Regions from separate parts of the Homo sapiens genome. Here regions 2, 3 and 4 are each linked to region 1. Evidence: chromatin loops called from intact Hi-C (ENCODE). Cell type or tissue: dorsolateral prefrontal cortex. All regions are shown on one strand. Links, peaks and the distances in the headings refer to the core of each region. The heading gives the core; the rest is flanking DNA. Region 1 has its middle 480 kb from the start of NPIPA7. Region 2 overlaps XYLT1 (xylosyltransferase 1). Region 3 has its middle 410 kb from the start of XYLT1. Region 4 overlaps XYLT1 (xylosyltransferase 1).

Region 1 (5,746 bases), core at 407-5,406:
TGCCAATCAAACGATACCACCTATTAGCAGAGCAGGTGACATAAGGAAAGCCAATGAGGTTCTTCCACCCTGGTCTTCAAATCTGGAGCACAAATTACATGAGGATGAAAGGTGCTTAGGCCTCTGTCACCCTTGACAGCATTCTGGAAGGAGAGCCACAAATCCCTCCTGCCAAGATCCCTGGAGCAGCTCTGACTCCCGATGTTGCTGAAGGCTGTGTATTCATCAGCTTCCTGGTGTCCTCACCAATGCCCTTTCGCTATTGTTTAAGTCAGAGTTGATTGCTGCAACTTGTCCTGATAAAAGTGAATAAAATTAACCTTTAGCAAACTTGTCTCCAGATAGAACTTGCCCAGCTCCATTAATTGGGTATCAAAGGATGCAGTTATGCACATCTTGATTCATTTAAAGCTATCGGACTTAGGAAAATGTCAGCTATTAACAAAGGAAGCAAATCTTGAGATGTTTCCCATTCCCCTTGGAATTCACCGTTGAGTCTTAATTTCAAGACCTTGCATATTAGCTAGCTATTGTTGCATAATGAACCACCCTGAAATTCAGTGGGTTAAACAGTAAGAATCTGGAGCTAGGCATGGTGGCTCACGCCTGTAATTCCAGCCCTTAGGGAGGCCAAGGTGGGCGGATCACGAAGTCAGGGGTTCAAGTGAAAGCCTGTCTCTACTAAAAATACAAAAATTAGCTGGGCATGGTGGTGGGTGCCTGTAATCTCAGCTACTCAGGAGGCAGGTTGCAGTGAGCCAAGATCGTGCCACTGTACTCCAGCCTGGGTAAAAGAGCGAAACTCCATCTCAAAGGAAAAAAAAAAAAAAAAAAAGTACGAATCTGTTATCTCCCAGGAAACTATGGATTACCTGGGTGGGTTTTCTTATCTCAGCTAGGGTCTGCAGTCCATGGTCCTCGGTCAGTAGATAGTTTTACTCTAGGCTGGACTGTATCTTGCAATTTTTAGCAATTGTATTTTTAGCATAGACAGGGTAGGGCAGTTTGCCTGTTGTACACGTGGTGTCTCATCCTCCAGCAGATTAGCCCAGGCTCACGCACACAGGAGAGCAGGGCTCGGAAGGAGACAACAGAACTGTGCAAAGCCTCTGAGGCCTAGACTTGGTGCTACCAATTCTGCAGATTCTGCTGAACAAAGCAAGACACAGGCTAGCCGTGATTCAAAGAGTGAGGAACAGACTCCATGTCTTGATAGCAGGAGCTGCAAAGTGATATTGCAATGGCCAGGGGGGACATGGAGGAGAATTTGGGCTATTTTTGCCAGCAATCTACCATACCATGTAAAATTTGTCACGTAGATTGATAAAATAGTCACCCGGAGGTGTTTAGTTACTTGTGCAAAGTCACACATTGTTTTAGAGCCGGGCTTCCTCACCTCAGGACTATTGACATGTTAGACGGGATCATTATGTGCTTGGTGGGAGGGGGTGGCCCTGTGCATTGTAGGATGTTTTGCCACATCCCTGGCCTTTACCCAGGAGATGCTAATATAACCCGCCCCCAACTTATGACAACCAAATATGTCTCCAGACATTACCTAATGTCCCCTGGGGTGCAACCTCCTCTACCCCCAGACTGGTCTAGAGCCAGGAATTCTACATTCCCCTCCACCCAATACTGGACTCTTCTTGAGAAAATAATTCTCAACAGAATTCAAACTGAGAAGGGGGTACAATTATCACTACAGTTTAGAGGAGACAAGACCAGCTCCCTCTCTCTCCTCTCTATCCTTCTTTATTTGTTCTGTCTGGTTCTCCATGCATCTGAACCTAAACTGTCTTAAAAGGTTCCCCCCAACCTCTACACTTCACACGTGGTACCCCAAGCTTCCCTCCCTCCCTGTCTCCACCACTCACTCACATTGCCAATCCGAACTAGTTCCCGGCAACAGGAAACATTCACCCTACAAGATATTAGTAGGCCCGTTTTCAATCTCAGTTAACTTTTACAGCAGTTTCTCCCATTTGCCAGGTGCCCTGGCTGAATGTGAAAGCATTTGCTGTTTCCTTCACTGGATATTTTTCATCCCATGTCAATTAGCATGATGAAGGGAATCTAATAATGATGTATGGGCTGTGCTGGTGCGGCCGGCGCCAATGGCCCTGCAAGGAGGGTGGATTGTTAAGTGCAGCTCAGCCTCAGGCCTGACCTGCCCTGGATGCCCCAGGACCTGAGTTCCCCAGGTTTCTTGACGGTGCCCAATGATTCACTTCTAGATGCAATTTGACATCCTCCCATCCCAAAAACAAACAAAAAACAACAACAAAAGACAAGAAGAACTTTTGTATCCAAGGAGGTCAGAGCTAATAGAGGTTGAGAGATCATTCTATCCAACCTCCTATACATAAACCAACTTGACCCCAGAAAGGTCAATAGGCTTGTCCAAAGTCAGCCAGTGAATTAAGACCTAATCCAAATGTAAAATTTGGATTTTCTGACTCCCAGCTCAATAATTTTTTATACTTTGTTTTCTGCTTTCAAAACACCTACTTTTTTTTTTCTTTCTAGCCTCTATTTTCCTAGCCACCATCTCTTTTTTCTTTTTTTTTTTTTTTTTTTTTTTGGTTGAGATGTAATCTCACTCTGTTGCCCAGGCTGGAGTGCAGTGGTGTGATCTCAGCTCACTGCAGCCTCCACCTCCTGGGTTCAAGCAATTCTCCTGCCTCAGCCTCCCGAGTAGCTGGGATTACAGGTATGCCCCACCACGCCTGTCTAATTTTTGTATTTTTAGTAGAGACAGAGTTTCACCATGTTGGCCAGGCTGGTCTCGAACTCCTGGCCTCAAGTGATCCACCCAACTGGGCCTCCCCAAAGTGCTGGGATTACAGGTGTGAGCTACCATGCCAGGTCCCCAAGCTACCTTATTCTTAATTGAGACTTAACAGGTATTGAGGGCTTTACAGAAAGAGAACTCTGGGTTACAGGACTCAGTCTCTTCCTGCAGGGATCTCACGATCTAATTTGGGGACGGGGGAGGAGGAGAAAACAGGTGCAAACATAACCAACACACATGTCAGAACTTGTTCAGTCCAAGAGCCACTACAGGTTCACTCCATGTCACAGTGTGGGCATGACTTTTGCCCTCTGCAGGTGTCACTGAAAACAAAATCAATTCATCTTCAGCCCTAGGCCAGAGGGATGGTACGAACCAGGGCCCAGGATTGGAACATTGAGCATTAATTTCTGCAGCCTGCCCTGGGGACAGGAAATTCTGATAAATTCAGAAGCAGCGACATCTGGTGGTCCTGTGGGAGAGCAAGCGCGCCTCCCCAGACGAAATTTTCCCAGAGCCTCCTCAGATAGTTTCTGGCTAAAAAGTGAGCTGGCTCCATAGAATGACCCTATTCATGTAACATGGAAATACTAGATAGAGTTGCAGAGAAATGTATAATGATATTTCAAGGAAAAGGTTCAGCAACATGTTAAAAGAGGTATCTCTGAGTGATTTATTTCAACTGATAAAGTATTTTGTACTTTGTACCGCTTTGTATCATTTCATTTTTTAAAGCAATGAACATACATCTTTTTAACCAATAAAAACAATAAAAAATTATAGTCATTTTGGAAGGGAAGAAATTAATGGACAGACCCTAAGGGCGTCTCAATCCAGAATAAATTATTAAGCTACTCTTTTGTGCTGGCTAACTTTTGCACAGGAATAAAAGCAGGTCAAAATGAAACTTACAGGGTAGCCTTGAAGAGGATAAACAAGACAGAGATATCACACGAGGACAAGAATAATAGCCAGATCAGTAAATATAAAAACACCTTATTGATGGATACCCCATTTACCTTGATGTGTTTATTCCACATTACATGCCTGTATCAAAATATCTCACTTACCCCATATATATATACACCTACTATGTACTCACAAAAATTAAAAAATAAAAATAAACGCCTTATGAAATGCCAAGTAATTTACAAAGTACTTTAATGATCCTGTAACTTGTAAGACGCTTATACCCATGGCGTGGAGAGATGCCCACAAATCATGTTCTCGTCTCTGTTTGAGCCAGGCTTAAGCTATATCAACTACTGCAATAGTAATAAAACTAAAATTGATTGAATAGTTTCAATGTCAGGCACCGTGCCAAGAGCACTCTGTGCGTTATCCCATTTCATCTTCACAACAACCCCATGGAGTCAGTAATATTATGATCCATTAATAGATGGTGTTACTGAAACTCAGACAGCTGACATCTCACCCATTAACTCATAAGACCCATGAGACTAAACACAATATCATATTTGGCTGTACATCCCCAGTACCCATATGGTGATTCCTGGGTGGATGAATGGATGTATACACGGTGTGTTGGGAAAGGCACAAAACCATGAGGGTAAAAAAATGAAATTTCTGTTGAAATGAGCCTTTACTGAGCACCTACAATGTACCACACAGGCTGGTAGGTGCAGAGTTAAAAGATGTGTAAGAACAAGTCCCATGGTGTTGCATTCATTGAGAAAGAGACCCTAGACAAGGGTCACTTTTATGCCGGGGATCTGAATTCTATTATTATTATTGTCATTATATCATTAGGATCACAATAGAAAACAGAGGAAATGTTCATTTGGCACAATTGGAAGAGTTTGTTACTAATTTCAAAGCTGGAAAGGTGAAGTTTGGTGATGCTCAAACATGAGCGTGCTTCAGAATCACCTAGACCTAGAGATCTGGTCAAAATGCAGACTGCGGAATCAACCCAAATGTCCATCAATGATAGACTGGATCAAGAAATTGTGGTACATATACACCATGGAATACTATGCAGCCATAAAAAGGAATGAGATTATATCCTTTGCAGGGACTTGGATGGAGCTGGAAGCCATTATCCTCAGCAAACTAATGCAGGAACAGAAAACCAAACACTGTATGTTCTCAGCTAGAAGTGGGAGCTGGACAATGAGAACACATGGACACAGGGAGGGGAACAACACACACTGGGGCCTGTCAGGGGTGGGCTAGGGGAAGGGAGAGCATTAGGAAAAATAGCGAATGCATGCTAGGCTTAATACCTAGGTGATGGGTTGACAGGTGCAGCAAACCACCATGGTACATGTATACCAATGTAACAAAAACTGCATATCCTGCACATGTACCCCAGAACTTAAAATAAAAATAAAAATTAAAAACAGATGCAGACTGCTGGGCCCCACCCCTAATTTCAAGCTCAGAAGGGCTGGGAGGTAGCCCCAAGTCTGCAATTTTAATGTGTTTCCAGGTGATGCCAATCTCCCGCAAGGGAACCACTGCAAGGGTGAGAGCAGTCACCCGAGGCCAGCAGCAGTGGAGGAGCTGCCACTGCCTCCAAGCTTGGGGGAACAAGGACAGGGAATAGTTGCCAAGACCTGGAAAGAGGGAGTCGTGTAGGTACAGAAGGCCACTAGAAAGGAGCAGGCTTTTGGTGGAGGAACACAATCCGGCGGAGACCACCTTTAGGGGATGAACACTGCAGCCTCCCACTCCTGCCTCACTCCTCCCTCCTCTCTCCTTTCTCCTCCTAATTGGTCAAACCCAGCCAGAGGTGATGACGTTCCAATGACTCCATCTGCCATGGAAGGAACAAGGTGGAGGTGGGTGAAGAGCACATCCAGGGGATGGATGGAACATAATTGACCCACATGTGTTGAATTTAAAGTATCAGTAGGGGTTGGGCACAGTGACTCACACCTGTAATCCCAGTGCTTTGGAGTGGGGTCCCTCTTTGGCGGGCCGACGCAG
Region 2 (5,000 bases), core at 1-5,000, 550 kb before region 1:
CTGTGAGAACAAACTGCACCTCACCAGGATCTTCAACCCCAGGAGCTGTGCGGAGCGTTTTTGGGGGCCATTTTGGGGCTCAGAGAAGGAGTTGTAGGTATACTTCTTACACATGCCCTTCAAATCAAGTTGATATGAGGTTCTGGACACTCGCTAATTAAAACATGAATATTGCAATGTGGAAGATCTTGTTCCCCCTTTTATGCCCCCTCTTGCCCCACCAAGAAGTTTAAATGGGCTTTCTGAAAATGTGCCCAGAGAAAGACAACATCCTTTTCACCTTAGGCCTCCGGGCCACCTAGTGATGGGCAGCCGGATTGTGAGTCAGCAGTAGAATTTGAGAGTTAGCAGCTGAATTAACTGTGTCCATCAGTCAGTAAGGTAACTCTGTTGCTCATCAGAGGCCTTCAGGGCACCGGAGTTTCTTCTTGGACAGTTTCCGGAGCCCCTGACTGTGGTTTAAAACCAGGTAGGCATCTGGTCATTCTCCCACGATGAAGGTGAAGCCGAATGTACCACAACTGCTCTTGTTGAACTACAACTATTAAGAGATCAGAGGTCCCAGAAAAGTCACCCTCTTGATCAGTGACCCCCAAACTCAGAGGCAACCAAGGGGTGTTTTCAGCTGCTGTTTGGAAGTGATTGTTCTCAATTCATTGTTATGAGGCCCCATTGTCACAGCCAAAAGACTTCTTCAAAAAATAATAAACTGCCTATTCGTTGGGAGAAATGACAGAGAATACCGTCTAAGCAATTTTTTTTAGTGACTGGGCATTTTTTTAGCAGCCCAAGGTGATAGTAGCAGCATTCCTTGTAGAATGACACAATACAATGAAATTTAGATATAATTAATTAATTAGGGAGCAAATTGTATTAAGTAGGTAGCTCTTTGCTTTAATGGCAGCTTATGAAGAAACTACCACCATGAAGGGGGTTATAATGTTATTTTAGCTTTTATTATCAACATCAACAATAGCAACTGATACTTTTGTACAAACTCATATTACAAGTACTATGTTCAGTCCTTGGTTTAAATTGACTTCTGTAAGTTTCACAACTGGCCCATGAGGTGGGTGCTGTTATGAATAATATTCTCAGATGGGAGTTGAATAATTTGCCCAAGGTCTTCCAGCAAGTAAGGGCTGGGGAGCAGGGTTCAGACCCAGGCAGGCAGGTTCGAGGGCCCCGGTTCTTTACTGCTGGATGTGTTAACACACCTGTTTATTAGACCATTGACAGCAATCTGTAAAATATGCAAGAAGCCTGGTGCTAATGAAAGTAATGGCAGGCTGCTGGGCATGGTGGCTCACGCCTGTAATCCCAGCACTTTGGGAGGCTGAGGTGGACAGATGGCTTGAGGTCAAGAGTTTGAGACCAGCCTGGCCAACGTGGTGAAACCCTGTCTCTACTAAAAATACAAAATTAGCCGGGCATGCTGATATACGCCTGCCATCCAAACTATTCAGGAGGCTGAGGCAGGATAATCGCTTGAACCTAGGAGGCAGAGGTTGCAGTGAGCCAAGATCACACCACTCCAGCTTGGGCCGCAGAGTGAGATTCCATCTCAAAAAAAAAAAAAAAAAAAAGTAATGACAGGTGATATGGTTTGGCTGTGTCCCCACCCAGATCTCATCTTGAATTGTAACTCCCACAATTCCCATATGTCGTGGGAGGAACCCAGTGGGAGGTGATTTAATCATGGGGGTGAGTCTTTCCTGCGCTGTTCTCGTGATAGTGAATGAGTCTCATGAGATCTGATGGTTTTGAAAAGGGAAATTTCCCGCACAAGCTCTCTCTTCCCTTGTCTGCTGCCATGTGAGATGTGCTTTTCATCTTCTGCCATGGTTGTGAGGCCTCTCCAGCCACATGGAACTGTGAGACCAATAAACCTCTTTTTGTAAATTGCCCAGTCTCGGATGTGTCTTTATCAGCAACGTGAAAACAAACTATTACAACAGGCAGTGGAGAATCAAAGCTTAATGTACCCGCTTTTCTCTCTATGCACTTATGGCTCTAATACACCTTTTGTATCAATACTTTTGGATTTCCTGAAAGAGCAAGTTATGTGGGGAAACTAGCCTGGTACAGAATCCATTCTGGCAAAAGGGGCAGCCAGCAGCGGTCAAGGATTTGGGTCTGTGCCTGGTGGTGGCAGTGTGAACTCATTAGCAGCAGGGACAGGGTCTGTGCTGGTCAGTGTCCGTGTGGTTGGGACATGATCACCCACAGCAGAGCCTCCACATTTGGCTTTGGTTGTCCAAGCATCCTATACATCATCTTGCATTATTCAGGACATTCTTTTTATGCCTGAACTGGGCAGCATGGAGTCTTTTGTTTGCAACCATAAAACTCGGTCATACACACACCCTAAAAATGTGTCTCAGCTGGGTGTGGTGGCTGACACCTGTAATCCCAGCACTTTGGGAGGGCAAGGCAGGTGGATCACTTGAGGTCAGGAGTTCGAGACCAGCATGGCCAACATGGTGAAACCCCATCTCTACTAAACATACAAAAATTAGTCGGACGTGGTGGCGGGCACCTGTACTCCCAGCTACTCGGGAGGTTGAAGCAGGAGAACCACATGAACCCGATAGGCAGAGGTTGCAGTGAGCCGAGATCACGTCACTGCACTCCAGCCTTGGCAACAGAGTGAGACTCCATCTAAAAAAAAAAAAAAAAAAAAAAGTGTCTCAATACTTCAAAACCAACTTGGGTAATGTTAATGGACTTTCTTTCTCAAATGTGTGGCCACCCCCATCTTTTCTCCTGGCAAAAGGAACTAGGAAGATCGCTGTGGTTCAAGATCAATATTATGCACATCATTGCTGAAATATGCACATCATTGCTGATTGGCTTATGCATGAGGAGCCTGGAGGAACTGTCGAGAAATAGCAGGTCCAAGCTGCTAGGACTTTTGTGTTCTTGGGTCTAATGTGTTTATTTCAGTTCCTCCTTGCCTTCAAACTGCCGGCCTCTCTCAAATCCCTTCTTATTTTCTGCTTTCCAGTAAACTTCAAAATAGAACTGAATTGCAAGTTGGAGCTTGACCTGTTACTCTTTCTAGCGTCGAAGGAGGAGGTTCTGGTACACTTTGGCAGCTTCCTGCTCCTTCTGTTCACTTTTAGAAGGTGGTGGCTCTGAAAAAGGTCTTTGTAATTTGCATCTTTTTTCCCCTGACTAAGGCCTTCTTCGGTTTTGACACGTGTCATTATGGGCACATTGTTTGGACCAGTTTCTAGAGCCTCATTTGGGTTCTCAACGCTGTCTAAATCTGGCCTTTGCGCTCAGAACAGACCTGGGAATGTCACACAAAGTCCTTCTGATGCCACCCCCACCAATATCTAACACTCGTTACTCTTTTTTTTTGTTTTGTTTTGTTTTTTGAGATGGAGTTTCACTCTTGTTGCCCGGGCTGGAGTGTAATGGTGCGATCTCTTGGGTCACCGCAACCTCAGCCTTCTGGGTTCAAGCGATTCTCCTGCCTCAGCCTCCTGAGTAGTTGGGATTATAGGCCTGTGCCAGCACGCCCAGCTAATTTTTGTATTTTTATTACAGATGGGGTTTCTCCATGTTGGTCAGGCTGGTCTCAAACTCCTGACTTCAGGTGATCCGCCGGCCCTGGCCTCCAAAAGTGCTGGGATTATCGGCCTAAGCCACCATCCCCGGCCTATTCTTTTAGCACCTAGAAGCACATCAACCAAGGATATTGTGGTGCTAGGCAACGAGGCTTGAATACACTGGAGGAATTTTTCCAGTTTGAAGCTGGAACTAGTTAGGAAATTTAGGAGTGAGCAATTGTTAAGTATCCAAGCACAAAACTCAGGAGTGAGTCTGAGCCATGAGAAAGCTGATACTGACTTTAGAAGATCAATATTGTGATATTCCCAGGGCTTTGCCTCTTAGATTTCATGAGAATTTATAATATGTTCACACTCAATGATTGCTTACCAAGCGTATGTCACTGCACTTACTTAGCATGCACTTTGAAAAGCAAAACATCATTTATTCCTTAAAAAGAACTCGGTGTTGTACCCATTTTCCAGGGCAGGTGATTGAGGCTCTGAGAGGCTATCATCGTATATTTTGTATTACTATAAAGGAATATCTGATGCTGGGTAGTTTATAAAGAAAGAAAGTTTATTTGGTTTGTGATTCTGATGGCTGGTAAGTTCAAGATTAGGCATCTGCATCTGGCGAGGGCCTCCGACAGCTTCACTCACAGTGGAAGGTGAAGGGGAGTTGGCATGTGCAGATATTACAGGTAAGCAAGAAAGCAAGAGAGAGGGAGGGGAAGGCCAGACTGTTTGTAAACATCCAGCTCTTGCAGAACTAATAGAAGGAGGGTATTGATCTATTCATGAGGGATCCACCCTCAAAACCCAAACACCTCCCATTAGACCCCACCTCCAACACTGGGGATCAAATTTCAACATGCGGTTTGGAGGGGACACACATCTAAGCCATAGCAGAGGCCAAGTTACTTGCTCAGGGGCACATAGCCAGAAGGTAGAAGGCCCTGGGTTAGAATGCAGACCTGCCTGAATCCCAAGGCCATACTCTTCCTTGAACACCATGCAGTGGTTATTTTAGTAGGGGTCACACAGATGGGTGGGGAGCAGGCAGAGAAATAAACAAAGAGACTGAGTGCTGCTGTCTCATGCCTATAATCCCAGCACATGGGAGGCTGAGCAGGAGGATCAGTTGAGCCCAGGAACGCATGTCCATACTGGGCAACATAGCAAGACCCCATCTCTATAAAATATATAGAGGATTTATAATGTGTCCACATTTAGTGATTGCTAACCAAGCGTATGTCACTGGGCTTAGCAGGCACTTTGAAAAGCAAAATATCTCTTATTCCTTAAAAATAACGCTGTGTTATACCCCTTATATATATACACATATATATAAATTTTTAAAATAAGAATAAATAGGCTGGACGCAGTGGCTCCTGCCTGTAATCCTAGCACTTTGGGAGGCCGAGGCAGGCAGATCACCTG
Region 3 (5,746 bases), core at 293-5,292, 200 kb before region 1:
GAATGACAGAATGCTCTGGTGGAAACCAGGAGAGAGTGTGAGCTCTACCCATTGAGCTTCCTTCTGAACCCCAACCTCATTCTTTGCAGAGAATCCTGAGGAACCCTCCCACAGCCGTAAGTATCTGTAGGACAAAAGTGGAAGACCACTGCTGTATGGTCTGCAGGGTATGGGATGTGGGAATAAGACAGGACTGTTTTTTATTTTTTTTATTTTTTAAACAGAGTCTTCCTCTGTCGCCCAGGCTGGAGTGCAGTGGTGCGATCTCGGCTCACTGCAACCTCTGCCTCCCGGGTTCAAACGATTCTCCTGCTTCAGCCTCCTGGGTAGCTGGGATTATAGATGCCTGCCACCAAGAACTGGGCTTTTAAAGCATTTCTTCCTAAGTGTTCTCTCTCTTGAGTTGAAGGGAACCCTTTCGGATTCTTCTCCACTTCTGTGTTTCTGTTTGCGAGCAAACTTACCTGAAAGGATTCTTTTGTATTTCCCTCCTTTTAATTTTTTAGAGACAGGGTCTTGCTCTGTCATCCAGGCTAGGGCACAGTGGCACAATCACAGCTCACTTTAGGCTTTAACTCCTGAAGACAAATAATCCTCCTGCCTCAGTCTCTCCAGTAGCTGGGACAACAAGCACCACCACATCTGGCTTTTTTTTTTTTTTTTTTTTGGAGAGATGGGGGTCTCACTATATTGCTCAGGCTGGTCTCAAACTCCTGGCCTCCAAAAGTACTGGGATTACAGGTGTGAGCCACCACACCTGGCCTGTTTTTCTCTTATCTTCCATTCCCTTCTGTGTCTCTTCCTAATACATTCTCCTACAACCCCCAGAGCCCAGAGGAGTTGAGAGGCAGGGAAGCTTCACAAGTCCAGTGGACATGTGTTGGGGGCATTTCTTCCCGCTTCCGCTCACAACACCTTAGTCATCCTGACAAGTACCGGGACCTTTCTCCTATTCTCAGACTACCATATTCAGATGGTGGTAACTTCGTTCACAACTCCAGGAAGGGGCATGTGACTACCTGGCCAATCAGAGCACCCCACATCCCCTGCCTCGGCTCAGTGATTGGTTTAGTTATGGGGAGGTGCTCCATTCAGAGATGGGACTACTGGGAGATAAGCAGAAGCTTTTCTTGGGGGCTGGAGTGGTGAGGGTACAAGCCTGACTGTCCCAGACTGTGGTGCAGAAGGGATCTACGTCCCAGACAAGCACATCCTCTGGGCTTTGTCACCACCTCATCCCACAGGGTGGGAGGCAGCTGGAGGAAGCCAGGGAACCTGACTGTCCAGTTCCAAGCAAGGTCCTTCACCAGGGTTCCACTCGATCAATATTTGTACAAACATTCTTAAAAAGACATGCCTCCTTAGCATTAAATATATCCAGTTTAGGAATGACAGGAGTGGCCTCTGAAGTCAAGCAGAACTGGTTTCCACTACTCCCGCCTCTGCCATCACAGGCTCTGTGAATTCAGGCAAGTCACTTTATGTCTTAGAGCCTCAGTTTTATCATCAGCAAATCAGGGTAGCATTTTTGTCATAGGTTGTTGTGAGAATTTAATGAGGTCATGAAAGTAATGTGCTTTACCATAACACCTGATTTTACATAAAATGATTAGTTAACATTTTAAAATACATTATTAGCTAAGAAAGAAAAGAAATAGAGAAGAAAAGAGAAGAGAAGAGAAGAGAAGAGAAGAGAGAGATCAAAAGTAGATATCCAGGCTCTAGTACAGTATGAATTTTCCACAGGCTTTTGGTGAATGCTGTAGTAGGTAGGAGAATGCGCAGCCAGTTTATTCTAGCATTTAGAAAGAAAAGGGATTGGGAGATGGGGGACAGTGATGACAGAAATACAGAACTTTAAGAAATGGCTTAAGACCTAGTCTTAAAAGAGCTGCCATTCCTTGACAGTAGCCATTTTACGCTTGACTGTCAGCTTTGACAAGCTGGAAGAGGCCAGTCTTTGCAGCCAGGCAGACAGTGTTGCTATCATATTATCATGCTATAAATTAGTATTTCAACATGAAACCGGTATTGAAATGCAGCTGAAATCAATTCTACCACTCCCTCTTCAGCCTTGTCTTGCAGTTACTGCCCTCTGATTCTTATTGAGCAACCAATGAACCCAACTGGCCTACCCTCCGTTTTTGTTGTCAGCAGGAGAAAAAAATAGGGAGGATTCTGTTGATTCTCAAATAATAACTCAAAACAATGGTATTGCTTGTGCCAGTGACTGGCTTTTTGTTGTTGCCGCTGTTGTTTTATTCTTGGTCATTGTTATTGGCTTCTATAGTAGACTCAAACAGTGTCTGAAATCTCACCCCCTTTTATTTCTCCTCTGCTTTGAAGGGAACCGCTATGCACAGCCCACCAGTGGGAGATCCCCTCCTTCCCCTATCATTTTATGCTACATTACAACAGAAGTTGCATGACTCCAAAGGATGCTTTTGACTTTAAAGTTCTTGTGATCTATTTGTGCAATACACATGTTAAATTAGAAATTCATTTGTCACTCCCAGATAATAATGTTCAGAATGGCGCTTCCTGCATGAATCATTATCTTCGGCCTGGAGTTGTTCTAATTATGAATATGCATGAACCCATAGAGAGGGGAAGAGAGACTTGCACAACCTGTTTCGTGGAGGAGCTTCAGATGGTTCAGCTTAATGTTCTGAGTTCGGGCTTCCAGAGCCAAGCCCAGTGTCTGCCTCACCACCCACAGCTCCTCCAGTCTTCCCAGAACACCTGCTTTCTGTTGACAGCAAGTGCCCTGTGACAGCAGGGAGCCCACGCAGTCAGAAATACGCCACTGCTTGTCCATTCATGGGATGTAAGGTAGACTCTGGGATGTAGAAGAGGGTCAGGAGGCAGCGGAAATGGAAGTGGCCTCACAGTGTCCTTCAGAAATTCCAGCTGGAGAACGGAGAAACCATGTGGAGATGCCTGCTGGCTCTGCCTTCAGGAAGCAGAAATTAGAATAAGCAGTCTAAAGAGTGATTAATTTCAAAGAGACAAATGTGTAAGCTGGCTGTGGTTATGGTGACTGAAGAAAGCTATCCCCATATGAGTGGCTGAATGTCAAATAAAGGAAAAGTGAGAACGTGTCGCTGTAACCGGAGCTTCCCTGGAATGCCATGACGGCTTGGCCACACCTGGATGATGTCATGGACGTAGGTCCCTTTCACAAAATGTAGGGTCCAGTCTCTAAGGCAGAATTTGTTTCCTGCTGTAAAGAATGATTCTTCAGAATATCTCATTCTCTTTGGATGGGTTTCATATTAGATCAAGGAATCTAGATGCTAACGCTCTCCTGTAGCCCTCTGCCACAAGATCATATTTGTTTATCAGCTACTCTGATCCAGGCACAGTGCCAGATATAATTACTCAAAGAAGATGATGTTCTTGCAATATATGAATGCCTCCACTCCCCAGTCAGAGAATCTATTGCTTTGGGAAGGATTGGGATAGTTGCAGCAGAAACACAAAGAGAATGGAGCAATGTCTACTTTTTGATTTCCAAAATAGGCTGTCAATGTCATCATGAGACAATAGTCCAGGCTTTCTTGAGAGAGAAAGGTATATTTCTAAATTCTAAAGCAACCCTTAGAGTTCTGAGCATAGAGACTTTCTACAAGGTGTAGGATAGAGATGATATAGAAGAAGGCAATAGGTCCTACCTGTTACAAAGAAGATAAGTAGTTCCAACCCTGGGTAAGGGGTGGGAGTCCAAAGGGGGAAAACCACAGGAGAAAGAAATTTTGAGGCTGGGCACAGCGGCTGTCACTTGTAATCCCAGCACTTTGGGGGCTGAGGCGGGTGGATCACCTGAGGTCAGGAGTTCAAGAACAGCCTAGCCAACATGGCAAAACCACATCTCTACTAAAAATACAAAAAAATTAGCTGGGCATGGTGGCATGTGCCTGTAGTCCCAGCTACTTGGAAGGCTGAGACACAAGAATTGCTTGAACCTAGGAGGCGGAGGTTGCATTGAGCCAAGATCACGCCATTGCACTCCAGCCTGGGTGACAGAGTAAGACTCCGATTAAAAAAAAAAAGACATTTTGAGAAAGAAAGATGAAGATACTGCTGGGTCCCTCAACCTGAAGTTGGAAACCCCAAATGGTATGACAGAAAGCTGGAATCCAAAAAGAAACTCCTTGCAACATTCCCCAAGCTGGTATGGAATGGCACTGGTCAGACAGCCATGGCTGAGGGACCTCACTGAGTCCCACCTGCTACAGCCTGGTACAGAAAGCCAGGGCTGTCACATACAGCCACATAGGATATGTCCTGCACAACCCTGGACTCCACCACAAAGACCAAAGGCCAGCAAACTTTTTCTGCAAAGGGCCAGACAGTAAATATTTCAGCCTTGCGGGCTATATAACCTTTGTCACCACGATCAACTCTGCCACTGTACTGCAAAAGCAGCCATAGACAATATGTAACTGAGTGGGTGTAGTTCTGTTCCAATAAAACTTTATTTACAAAGTCATGTGACAAGCAACCTTTGGGCCAATGTTTGCCAACCCCAAACATACATTAGGATGTTATGGTGTCTCCCCAACATAGCCATCCTGCAGAAAAACCTAACAAGATTCCCTGCCTCCTTCCTTTTAGAGGGGCTCAGAATTTCTGAGAGAATTGATAGAGCAGAAGAGGCCTGGCTTAGGGTGAGGAGATCACAGAATGAGGTAACCTTAGGACCAGAGCCAATGGCAGAGATCTATAATGTCAGCAGGGGCGATCAGTAACATGCTCAAAAAATATCAGGAAGGAGCAGTTTCTCTGCAGTGGACACCAGTGCAGGGCACTCAGGGTCAAATTGAGACTCAGAATTCTGCAGCAGAGGCCAGAAAGGACGATGTCCAGCACACGGACAGAAACAAACTGTTTTACGAGCTCAGATGTCACCTTCAAGAGACAAAGGAGAAAGAGACCTAGAGAAAGGAAATAATCCTGTGAAAGAATTTGAATGTTTGATTCTTTGCCAAGAATAAATTTACAATGGAAAAAATTATGTAAAACCAGTTTCTCTTGTATATCTGTCCCAGGCAGCAGCAGGAATGGAAACTTAGGGCAAGACAAGATATGTGATGGAAAATTAAAGAAGTCACACAGACCCCTGTTCATCTGATGTCTAGTGAGGATATTCCAAATCTCCTGCATGTGGGGGCTAGTCTAGGGCTTCAAGGGATCCCAGTGCAGTGTATTCCTGCCAGGAAAGGCTAGAACTCTGGCCTTTTTGTGCAAGGCCAATGCTTTTTTATAAGAAGTTTTTATTGTGGTAAAAATATCCTACAAGCTGTACCATATCCTACAAGCTGTAGGATAGAGATGATATCGAAGAAGGATATAGGTCCTCCCCTCTTTTCCCTGTAGGAGGCCGCAGGGGAAAACCACAAGGGAGAGGGAAAAACACATAAAATATAGTTTACCAGCATAACCATTGAAGTATTAAATACCTTAATTTAATTAACCATTGTACAGTTCAGAAGTATTAAATACCTTAATAGGCTGGCCGCGGTGGCTCAGGCCTGTAATCCCAGAACTTTGGGAGGTCAAGGCTTGAGCCCAGGAATTCAAGACCAGCCTAGTCAACATGGCGAAACCCCGTCACTACTAAAAATATAAAAATTATCCAGGCGTGGTGGTGCATGCCTGTAATCCCAGCTACATGGGGGGGCTGAGGTGGGAGGATCGCTGGAGCCTGAGAGGTTGAGGCTGCAGTGAGCCGAGACTGTACCAC
Region 4 (5,000 bases), core at 1-5,000, 270 kb before region 1:
GCTAGTCTGGAAGCAGAATCCCTGCATGTATCCCCAGTAGACAGTGCAGTGCCTGCCACTTGGAAGGCAAATGTCGTTCCATAATAATTACAGTTGCAGGCTTCCTAGAATGTATAAGGTAAATGATCTTACAGGAAATTCCAAAAGACACCCCCAATTTATCTAGGGTTGTTGAAGGTTGCTCCCTAGTATTCATTTTGGAATGAAGTGAGCCGTCACGTTGCCTCGAGCCAGGAATCCTCTGGTATCCACCTCGTTTTTTATTGTAATGGAACTGTGGTGCCTTGCTGTGGGCAAAGCCAATGTATTTATGAATAGGAGCCTGAAAATAAATCAGGACAAAAGACCCTTATCCCAAAAGGCAGAAGAGAATGGATTCCTAGCCCCGGGGCATGTGGGGAAACAGCAAGTGAAAACTTTAACAGTCTCATTTTATCTGGGTATTTTAGGCAAATTGTGCCTTTCCAGTCTATAATATAACCTTTCATTAAATAATGTTTATTGATTTTTTTTTCTCATTATAAACTAACACATATGCATTGCAGAAGTTTCTGAAATGGCAGGTTGAGAGAATCAGAGTAAAGTTTGCATATAATCTACCATCCAGAAATAAGGATGTCAGCATTTTATTGCAGGTCCCCAAATGCCCTCCGGGGCAGGCACGAAGCACTAGAATCACTCAGTGTGCCCCCTGCAGGGTGGGCTGACCATGGGAACCTGGAGGTCCATGGAGCTGAACCCCAGTACATTCCGTGGGAATGCAGATGGAGTTGCCAACCAAATCTCCTAATTTTTTTTAGTGCTCATCGTATTTAAATAAGAAAGAAAAACAGCTTTGGGCCAAACGAATACTTCGGTTGCATTCCTGTAGATGATGATTGGTTGTGCGGCATCTTGATTATTTTTCTGTTTTGAGACATTAACAGTTTTCATTACTTAGATACCAAATACAGTCAGGATGAGGCATCAGAGGGCTTTTGTGCTCACTCCTTGGTTACAGGGACTGTAGATGTAACTTGAGGTTCAAGAGAAAATCCTTCTAGAATTTTCACTCCTTCAATAAGTACTGATTGAGTAGCTATCGTGTGTCAGCCTGTGTGTTAGGCACGGAGAATTCAGCCTTGATCCAGGCGGACCAGGCCTGTGAACTCAAAGCCCTCCCATTCTAGTGTGCAGACAGACAGTACCTAAGCACAAGTAAACCAGAATATAAGATCAATAAGGGTAAATGCTGTGCAAAAAATGAAGATAAAGTCATGTGAGAGTGACAAGTCAGAGGCAGCAATGAGGAAGGAAGTGGTGGATTAGGGTAGCAGGAAACAAAAGGGGGCTAGAGAAAGCGGTAGGGCTTTGTGGACCAGGTAAGGAGTTTGGATTTTACTGAAAGCATGAAGCAAAGTGCTTGTGGCATTTAAGTGAGGGACGATGGACGTGGCTACTATGGGAACAGGTTATAGTGGGCAAAAGTAAGAGAGGGTGACAATTAAGGAAGCTCCTGCAGAGGCCCAGGTATAAAAGGATGGTGGCTTTGACCGGGATTCTGGCAGTGTGTAAGGAGAATAGAGGATGGAAGGGGCCAGGTGTGATGGCTGACACCTGTAATCCCAGCTACTCGGGAGGCTGAGTCAGGGAGAACTGCTTGAACCCGGGAGGCAGAGGTTGCAGTGAGCCAGTTTCACGACACTGCACTCTAGCCTGGGTGACAGAGACTCCATCTCAAAAAATATAAAGAAGGTGAAGGGAGGCAAGTAATCAAAGATTGACTTCTAAATTTTTTGGACTGCTGCTTTCTGGAAACACTCTCTTCCTTTGACTCCCGTAACAGCAAATTCTCCTGCTTTACCCACCTCACAGAACACACACTGGCAGTGCTTTGTCTATTGTCACGATAACACTGTGAAACAAACAACTCCCAAATCAGTGTTTTGAAACAATATGCATTCATGTAATGCTCAAGTTCGCAGATCAGCTGGACAGTTTTCCCAGTATGGGCAGGCCTTGCTCCCCTATCTGCAGCCAACTGCAAGTCGGGAGGTGGCTCTGTGGTCCTTGGCTGGGAATAGTTGCCTGAGCCTAGGATGGCTTCAGCTGGGACAACTGGCGTAGCTCTGCTGTTTCAAATGTCTCCTTCTCCAGCAAGCTAGCCCAGGCATGCTCTCATGGTGACCTCAAAAGAGCAAGAAAGCAAACAGAAATGTGCAAGGCATCTTGAGGCCCTGGCTCAGAACTGACGTGACAGCCCTTCTACCACTTTCTGTTGTCCAAAGAAGATTCCAGAGGTAGAAAAATAGGTTCTGCCTCCCGGGTACAAGGAAACTTGCAAAGTCACATGGAAGAAAGCATAAGATAAAGGAGATGGGAGATTTGGGACATTAATGCAGGTGACCACTGGCTCTTTCATGACTATCTTTGCTGTCCAATACGGTAGCCACAAGTGGCTACTTCAGTGTAAATTAACTAAAACTAAATACAATTTAAAATTCAGTTCCTCAGTCACATTGGCCATATTTCAAGGGCTGAACAGTCACACTTTGCTAGTGGGTTGGGAGACAGCTTTCCCAAAGTCTCACAAATCATCACTAAAGAACTTACTCATGCAACCAAACACCACCTGTTCCCCAAAATCCTATGGAAATAAAAAGCTTTTGGCCTGGCGCAGTGGCTGACACCTGTAATCCCAGCACTTTGGGAGGCCGAGGCGGGCGGATCACTTGAGGTCAGGAGTGAGTTTGAGACCAGCCTGGCCAACATGGTGAAACCCCGTCTCTACTAAAAATACAAAAATTAGCCGGGCATGGTGGCTGATGCCTGTAATCCCAGCTACTCAGGAGGCTGAGTCAGGAGAATCGCTTGAACCCAGGAGGCGGAGGTTGCAGTGAGCCAAGATCATGCCACTGCACTCCAGCCTGGGCAACAGAGTGAGACTCTGCCTCAAAAATAAATAAATAAAATATTTCTGTCATCGCAGGAGGTTTTATGTGATAGCCCTGCCTAGATGTTGCTGCAGTGGTAGAATGACAGCACAGTCGCTGGACTTTCCACTCCCAAAGTCCAGATTTAAAACAGGTTTGCATGAACGGTGAATGCCCAACAAACCATCTGAAGACTGTTCAAGTTTTTTTTTTTTTTTTTTTTTTTTTCTATGCTCCCTGGAAGGCATCCCAGTAACAAGGCAATGATTTCAGGAGATGTGTGAACACAGGAAGGCAGCTTCCCTAACTGTTATAATTGGACATAAAGACTTAAAACTCCAGATCAGGACCAGAGGGAAGGCTGCGTTTAGCTGAGCAGGGACAATGATTTGTGAAATGCTATTATGAAGGACCCACAAGCGCCTTATAAAGCTGTGCAATTTACACATTGCAGAAGCGGCAGCTATTTATCTGACAAGTAGGAAATATACCAAACTGGTCTCCTCCGAGGTACTCCTTTTTTGCCATCTGCTTCCCCCTTTTCTCCGGACATCTCTGCTTCACTTCCCTGCCCTTTTCAGCCAGCAAGTTTTTGTGGATCAAAGACGTGCATTTTAAAACAACAAACCACTTTTGCATGTATGTGCATGTGTGTTTATCTCAGATTGGCAATCATGGTTAAAGATGATAACCAGTGTAAGTGGTAAGGACTGTGAGAGAATAAATCAGTACTTCTGAAACAGTTAAGCTGCAGACACGAAGAGCCTCAGACATTTAAACAGAGAGAGAGACGAATGAAAGGTTTTGCTCAAAGATGTTGAATGCAGCATTGTTTAGAGAAGCAAAAAATTAGAGTTATCATCCAATGCTAGAGAACTTGCTCTATCAAATCTGGTATTAACTATGATGAAACACACCGAGCATCAACACATACAAAATCGTGTCTTCAGAGACTTTTCAAAGATGTGATAATCCTCAGGAAATACTATACAATGAAGACAGAATAATAGCTAGGATAGATAGATGCCAACTATGTAGTATTTATGCAAATAGTATTTATGCAAATAGATGCATAGGAAATAAGGCCGAAGGGAAATCCATCAATATGAGTGTTCACACACCATTTTCACTGCCCGGTACCAAGCACCAGAGGACTCAATATCTGTGAATGGACATTATGTATGGGAAGAGGCATGGAAAGTAGTCATTTCACTTTCTTTGTTGTACTTTCCTACAGTCAGCATGTTTTTCATTCATAATCAGCAGAAGAAAAAAGTATTCATAGTCATTGAGATCATAGATACAGAGGACGCAAGGAAAACAGTAGGCATTGTGCACAATGGGGACTGCTTTAGGAACAAAACTAGCTTGGTGGGTGGGGAGCCTCACTGTGATCCTACACACCTTGGGCCCTAATGCATGAGCGCCTGTGTTTTCAGATACTACCCAATGGGCCACCCAGCATCTGTGCACCTCTACTTCCTTGCTGACCGCTTCCAGGGCTTTCTGATCAAGCATCATGCTACCAATCTGGCTGTGAGCAAACTAGAGACTCTGGAGACCTGGGTGATGCCGAAAAAAGTCTTCAAGATCGCAAGCCCACCCAGTGACTTTGGGAGGCTTCAGTTTTCCGAGGTAAGAGGCCAGGTCTTGTCACATTTCATTGTATTTTGCATTTCCCTCGGCCAGATTCTACTCCACTATCTGACACTTCTAGTTGGAGATGGAGGAGAAGAGGACTTGGAGATCCCTAAAGATAAGCTAACCCTGTGCCCGAAGAAGGTTCTCCGGCCCCAGTCACTGGCACCAGCATCTTAAACAGGGGAGGATCAAACCAACTGGAACACAGTTGTATTTTTTAGGGTAGAATTTCTGCTCCTCTGAATTTTTCCAGTGATGACTCCTAAACCAATGTCAGTAATATTAGTCCCATTTTACCGAATGGAGAACTGAGGCTTATAGAGATCCAAAGATTTTCTGGATTGCTAGGAAGTGGGAGAGCTCAAAATTCAACCTAGGTCTCTTTGGCCACAAATCCTATGCTTAGTTGTGGTTTTGTCTCCACAGTTTTTAGCACACCTGGATTCG

What was found. A loop is a pair of places that touch in the nucleus more often than their neighbours do. Peaks named below come from ENCODE experiments on the same cell type or tissue, not always from the same donor. Only the 100,000 strongest peaks of a DNase experiment are listed, where the experiment ranks them.
Region 2: a loop joins it to region 1, with 4 times the contacts of the local background. A loop is called at or near these places in 3 of 110 quality-filtered maps.
Region 3: it touches region 1 in a loop (3-fold over the local background); 2 of 110 quality-filtered maps call a loop at or near these places.
Region 4: a loop joins it to region 1, with 2.8 times the contacts of the local background. A loop is called at or near these places in 2 of 110 quality-filtered maps.

Annotation. Positions count from the first base shown.
Region 1 is chr16:16,859,163-16,864,908 of GRCh38, reverse strand. No RefSeq gene overlaps it. Among named protein-coding and RNA genes, the nearest start is that of NPIPA7, 480 kb to the right of the region's middle. In dorsolateral prefrontal cortex, for the core only: CTCF peaks have their summits at 3,061 (motif pointing left) and 3,261 (motif pointing left); a DNase peak (open chromatin) is centred at 3,248.
Region 2 is chr16:17,407,232-17,412,231 of GRCh38, reverse strand. All of the region lies in intron 1 of XYLT1 (xylosyltransferase 1), which reads left to right. Among named protein-coding and RNA genes, the nearest start is that of XYLT1, 61 kb to the left of the region's middle. In dorsolateral prefrontal cortex, for the core only: a CTCF peak has its summit at 2,139; a DNase peak (open chromatin) is centred at 2,151; H3K27ac peaks cover 1,434 bases.
Region 3 is chr16:17,060,261-17,066,006 of GRCh38, reverse strand. No RefSeq gene overlaps it. Among named protein-coding and RNA genes, the nearest start is that of XYLT1, 410 kb to the left of the region's middle. RefSeq lists an enhancer at 2,457-3,656. In dorsolateral prefrontal cortex, for the core only: no CTCF peak of the experiment used is centred there; a DNase peak (open chromatin) is centred at 2,730; H3K27ac peaks cover 1,268 bases.
Region 4 is chr16:17,127,213-17,132,212 of GRCh38, reverse strand. It overlaps XYLT1 (xylosyltransferase 1), which reads left to right. Exons shown (of 12, transcript NM_022166.4): 10 at 4,352-4,547. Among named protein-coding and RNA genes, the nearest start is that of XYLT1, 340 kb to the left of the region's middle. In dorsolateral prefrontal cortex, for the core only: no CTCF peak of the experiment used is centred there; a DNase peak (open chromatin) is centred at 2,045; H3K27ac peaks cover 421 bases.